Linked DNA regions of Homo sapiens: region 2 is linked to region 1. Evidence: chromatin loops called from intact Hi-C (ENCODE). Cell type or tissue: left lung. All regions are shown on one strand. Each heading gives the region's core, and the rest is flanking DNA. Links, peaks and the distances in the headings are about the cores only. Region 1 has its middle 27 kb from the start of MIR4312. Region 2 has its middle 8.6 kb from the start of ANP32A.

What was found. Hi-C counts contacts between places; a loop is a spot of excess contacts. Peaks named below come from ENCODE experiments on the same cell type or tissue, not always from the same donor. Only the 100,000 strongest peaks of a DNase experiment are listed, where the experiment ranks them.
Region 2: a loop joins it to region 1, with 2.0 times the contacts of the local background. A loop is called at or near these places in 65 of 110 quality-filtered maps.

Annotation. Positions count from the first base shown.
Region 1 is chr15:68,773,314-68,776,232 of GRCh38, reverse strand. No RefSeq gene overlaps it. Among named protein-coding and RNA genes, the nearest start is that of MIR4312, 27 kb to the left of the region's middle. In left lung, for the core only: no CTCF peak of the experiment used is centred there; no DNase peak of the experiment used is centred there; H3K27ac peaks cover 243 bases.
Region 2 is chr15:68,828,004-68,830,922 of GRCh38, reverse strand. No RefSeq gene overlaps it. Among named protein-coding and RNA genes, the nearest start is that of ANP32A, 8.6 kb to the right of the region's middle. RefSeq lists an enhancer at 1,789-1,838. In left lung, for the core only: a CTCF peak has its summit at 1,668; no DNase peak of the experiment used is centred there.

The DNA of each region.
Region 1 (2,919 bases), core at 188-2,687:
CAAAACTACATCCTTCTGACTCCAGAGACCTTGTTCTTAGCCACTGTGTTCAAAGTACCAGGCAAATGAGGGAAGGGGGGTTGAGCAATTCAGTTTGTCTCATTTGCTGACTTGCAAAGGCTGTTTTTATCCTGGTTTAGAAACTCATTGTTCATGGTTGGAAGGATTCCCACAGTGGGTCTCTAATAAGCAGCTTTGGACAACAGCAGCTCTAAGTCCCTGGTCCAGCCCTTGGATAGGCCCCTGGGACAGGCTGGCCCAAGGGTGAGCAGGCCAAGGAGGGGGCTGGAGATGGTTGCACAGATGAGGGTAGGTCAAAGGCTGGGTCATCTGACTGAGGCCCTCAAGCCTGGCCGTGGTCGCACTAGCAGAGGAGAGATTGCCAGAAGCTCCGGAGTCACTGAGGCATCTGGAGTCTGCTGGCTGACTGTGAACTGGAGAGCTGACGCAAGGAACGTCTGTGGGGCTGCCTGCCAACCATCCGTTTTTCTTGGCCTAGCAACACCTCCAAGGGACCACTGGAAGGACTCACATGGATATGGACCATTCTCCATTCCTGAAGTTCAGATGGGCTGGCCCCCATCCCTCTGGGTCTTAGGTAAGCAAGTTATTTTGTCCTGGCCAGTCAGCCTAGTCCAAATCCTAACCACAGTGACTGGTACAAGGAAGGACCTGAAACCCAAATTGGTCAAATGAGGCTTGCTCCCTGGAATCTAGAAAACAAGAATCTTCCCGTGGGAGGTGCTGGGCTAGAGGATGGAGGCCTGGAGTTGAGGAGGCATAGCCCTTGGATAGAGCCATGACAGAGAACCAGCGAACCTCCAGGTGATCCCCTCTCATCCTGGGAGTCCCGATGAGTGCAATGAAGTGAGGACTTCAACAGATACTTAGAACTTACTGTTTGCCAGGGACTACACATTATTTTTCTTGTGTTTCATCATAACCCTATTCTGTAATCATCATTATCCACATTTCAAAGATTGAACCCATCTAAATACTCAATATTGGCTGCTTAGTGCCAGACACAACAGTAAATGCTTTATAAAACTCAACCTAGTGTTTCCCAAATTTCCCTGATAATCTCTGGGGCCTGTCAGACTGCCAGGCCTCATCCCTGGGAATTCTAGTTCAGTAGCCCTGGACTAGGGCCCAGGAATTTGTGATTTTAACAATGCCCAGAGGATTCTCATCATGAGGGAAGTTTGGGAAATGCTGCATTAAACTCAATAGCCACAGCTAATATGGCCATACTCATTTAAAACTGAGAAAAGTGAGGCTCAAAGAGGTTAACTGACCTGCCCAACATCACACAGGTGGCAAGCAGAATTCAAATGTGGATCCACATATCTTTTACACCTCTTGTAGAAAGGGGATGATAATAGCTACCTGTGTATCTCACAGGCTGTGAGATGATGGAAAGATGGTGTGTTAGTCTGTTCTTACCTCACTCTAAAGAAATGCCTGGCCGGGTATGGGGGCTCACAGCTGTAATCGCAATACTTTGGGAGGCTGAGGCAGGCAGATCTCTTGAGCCCAGGAGTTAGAGACCAGCCTAGGCAACATGGTGAGACTCTGTCTCTACAAAGAATACAAAAATTAGCTAGGTGTGGTGATGTGCACCTGTAGTCCTGGCTACTCGGGAGGCTGAGGTGGGAGGATCATTTGAGCCTAGGAGGTCATGACTGCAGTGAGCTATGATTGCACCACTGCACTCCAGCCTGGGCGACAGAGCAAGCAAGACTCCATCTCAAAAAAAGAAAAGAAAAGAAGTACCTGAGGCTGGGTTATTTATAAAGAGTTTTAATTGGCTCATGGTTCTGCAGGCTGTACAGGAAGTGTGGTCCTGGTATCTGCTTGGCTTCTGGTGAGTCCTCAGGGAACTTTGACTCATGGTGGAGGCGAAACAGGAACAGGCCCGTCACATGGCAAGTAAAGGAGCAAGAGAGAGAAGGGGGAGGTGCTGTGCTCTTCTAAACAACCAGATCTCTGAGTGAACTCAGAGCAAGAACTCACTCATTACCATGGGGATGGCACTAAGCCACTCATGAGGGATCTGCCCCATCCAAACACCTCCCATCAGGCCCCACCGCTAACAATGGGGATCACATTTCAACATGAGATTTGGAGGGGACACATATCCAAACCATACCAGATGGGAAAGAGCAGTGGAAAGTGAAAATTTCTATTTTTTTTTTTAAGTATGGTAAAGAATCCCAGGCAACCCAAATATTTTCTGTAACAAGGAGAAAACAAAATTTTCGATGGCCCTTGGTAATTAAGACAAGCTTCTTGGAAGTTTTCCTCCCTTCCCTTTAAAAATTTAGATTAGCAAAATCCACTCTGTTGTTTTTGTTTGTTTGTTTATAAATGTAAGGGGTACAAGTGCAGTTTTGTTCCATGGATGTATTACATAGTGGTGAAGTCTGGGCCTTTAGTGTAACCATCACCTGAACAATATACATTGTATCCATTAAATAATTTCTTTGTTTCAACCACCACAGTCATGATACATTCCATGGACTATCTTGGTTATAAAAAGCAATGGATTTGCCCTCTGGGAGTATCCTAAATCTTGCTGATGGCCTTCTGCAGGTGTTACACATTTTGGTGAGGCACTCAGGAGTCAGGAGACCTGGATTCTCATCCTAGCTCTGAAACTAACTAGCTGGGTAGTCGCCAAGTCACCTCTGTGTCCTATAAAAACAGTGATGCGGACTAAATGACTTTGACAGTCTTAGTCGATAGTTTGTTGTATTATTTCCCTCATTGCCCTGGGGCCTATAGTTACATCTATTTTGAACACAAAATAAAGCATTCCCCTGCCAAAACTCTGCAGTGGCAGTAGGAAGGGTCAATGTGGGAGAAATAGTGGCCTCTCTAGTGAGGCAGGAGTGTTTTGATAGAGAATTTGCAAAAAGA
Region 2 (2,919 bases), core at 186-2,685, 55 kb before region 1:
ATTAAAGTTATTTAAATGTTTCAAAGATACTTTTTAAAGTCTGGAGTTCACTATGTCTAAAGTATTCATTAAGTCATTAAATATATATTCAACATTTAATGTTCAAATAATGGAGGGGTAATAAAAATGAATCAAACATTTTTCTTATCTTTAAGGATTTATTGTAATTTTGTGGGAGAGGTAAATAAGCACAGCATGTGGAAGAAAGCAGCCACGTGCTATACTTTACCATGTTATGCAAGTTCAAGGAGAGGAAAGCTCTTGTTTGTGTGGGTAAAATGGATCATCAAAGGTTTCAAAGGAGGCAATGATATCAAATGTGGTCTTAAATTTTGGGTAGAATTTTGCGTGGTGGGGAAAAAAGGATAGACTGTACAGGTGCAAGAACTGCATAGTCAAAGATAGAAAAGAAAAAGGAATAACAGAAGGTCTAATTTGCCTGGAAATTAGAGATAACACTGGAAGGTAGTATGAGGCCTTCTTTGGGGAGTTTTAATGCCAGGTGGGGGAAAGCAGGCCACAGGGAACCAGAGAGGCTGTTGTTGACCGGAGGAGCACTGGAACTGGAACTCAGAAACATTCATCTGGCCACAAAACCACATCAAGACCTCAGGGCCAGTGCTGATCTAGACAAGAGTTTCCAACTACTCAATCTTGAACAAGGTAGTGAATTCTCATAAAATTAAATTCAATGTAGAGGAGTGTCCTATATTCTAAAGCTGAGTCCTCCCTACATTGCCATTTTAAAAATAGTCTATAGAACAATAAAAGATAAGTTTTTTAAAGAATGTCTTTATCTGGCAAAATTAAAAGTTGGGAATTCTATGTTGGTCCTAAACCCTTTTTTTAAATGTTATTGGTGAGAAAACCCAAAGCCTGGGAACTCTTAGCACACGGTGCCAATTTAGACATGAGAAAGGGTGGGGCGAGCTTGCTTGGATAGAGTGGTGAAAAAGTGGGGCTGATAGGAGGAAAGGTAGTTGGAAATTTAGAGGACGAGTTAACCATTTGGTTATGGGAGTCAACAGAGGACAATTCCAAGGGTACCATTAATCAAAACAGGAGAGCCAGAAGGATAAAGGTAGTTTGGTGGAGGCAGAGTAGGCAGAGGCTGGCAAGGAAGAGATTCGTTTTGGAAATGTCATGTGGTTTGTTCCTGTAAGATACCTGTTTGGAAATGTCCAATGAGCAATTAAAATGTCAGTCTGCAGCTTGAGAGGGGAGGACTACTTATTGATGAAACAACAGGCATTTATTTTATACTTACTATGAGCCAAGCACTAAGTTTGGGGGAAAGAGACATATTTGCATGTTATTCCATAGACTCCCTTGCACTGATCTTTTCTACATTAAGTACTTGTTAATATAATCCTTTTATCTGTTTTATGGTGCTTTGAACATGTAAGCCAAGATACAATGGAAATACAATATTCACATTTACAATTGGTCTACAAATGAATAGAAAACTAAGACTGAAAAAAACCTTTATTATTGTGTTAGTTACTAGCATAGGCTACAGTAACAAATGGATACAAGCATATAATGGCACAGCCCCATAAAAGTTTCTTAGTCACAATTTCTCTCTTGGTGGGCAAGTAAATAGGTTGCTGAAATGACTCTTAAGAGACATTTCAGCCTGAGAGGGGGTCCACCTCATAAACACAGGGCTTCCACTGCATCTCAGTCAGTATGCAGTGGCACTTTCAAGCCTTTAAGTGGCAGCATCACTTCCACTTATAATCAACAAGCTAGAACCCAGTCACATGGCCCCAACTAACTGCAAGGGCCATCTAGGAAACATAGTCAAGCTTTGTGTTCAAGGAGAAGAGGAAATGGATTTTGCTGAACAATGAGCAGACTGCCATAATTTTCATTAAATCATCTGAGAAAAAAAGCTAACTTATAGGAAATAAAACACTGGGTCATGAAGAACACTTAGTGTACCAATGAACAGAATCTTTAGCACTGCTTCTCTGGAAAGAAGTAATTGGCACTTATAAGGAACTTCTATTCATGTAACAGTTAAACCATGTTTTATTAGAAACAAAACAGCTGAATTCCAATATTGTTCAGAGTCCTTGCAAGGGTATCATTTGTTTTTTCTAGCTGAATAGTAATCTAAGCTAACTGACCTGAAATGATGGGAAAGAAGACAATATTCCAGTATTAATATGTTTTCTACAAGCACATCATTGATAACCTTCCTCTTTGTTCCCAGGAACATAGGCCTCTTCAATGTGTTTGTGGTTTTTGCATTCGTTTCACCATCAGCATTTTTTCTTCACAATTGTCCTTCAACGACTGCATCCGGTTATGAACTCTTAGTTAGCCTGTGACCACCTGCCTACTTCCAGATTTTGACTAAATTCTCAAACCCTTCATGTCAGTTCTTGAGCCTGAACTGTGCTCAGAGTAGCAGACAGAAACCCATTAGCAGTAATCCATCACTGCTCAAGATCTTTTATCATTTGATATCTAGAGATATCTGCATTTATTTATGAAATATGTCGATTATCCCTTAGAACTAAATTCCTTGTAATTTAAATCAAATATCTTTACTAGGGACATTTCCTTTCCAAATTTTAAGATTATCACCAGTTTTGCTGCGGTAGAGTCTTTTTTTTTTTTTTTTTTTTTTTTTTTTTTTTTTTTTTTTTTTGAGACGGAGTCTAACTCTGTCACCCAGGCTGGAGTGCAGTGGCACCATCTTGGCTAGTTGCAACCTCCACTTCCCAGGTTCAAGCGATCCTCCTGCCTCAGCCTCCCAAGTAGATGGGATTACAGGCGTGTGCCCCCACACTGAGCTAACTTTTGTATTTTTAGTAGAGTTGGGGTTTCACCATGTTGGCCAGGCTGGTCTTGAACTCCTGACCTCAACTGATCTGCCCACCTCGGTCTCAAAAAGTGCTGGGATTACAG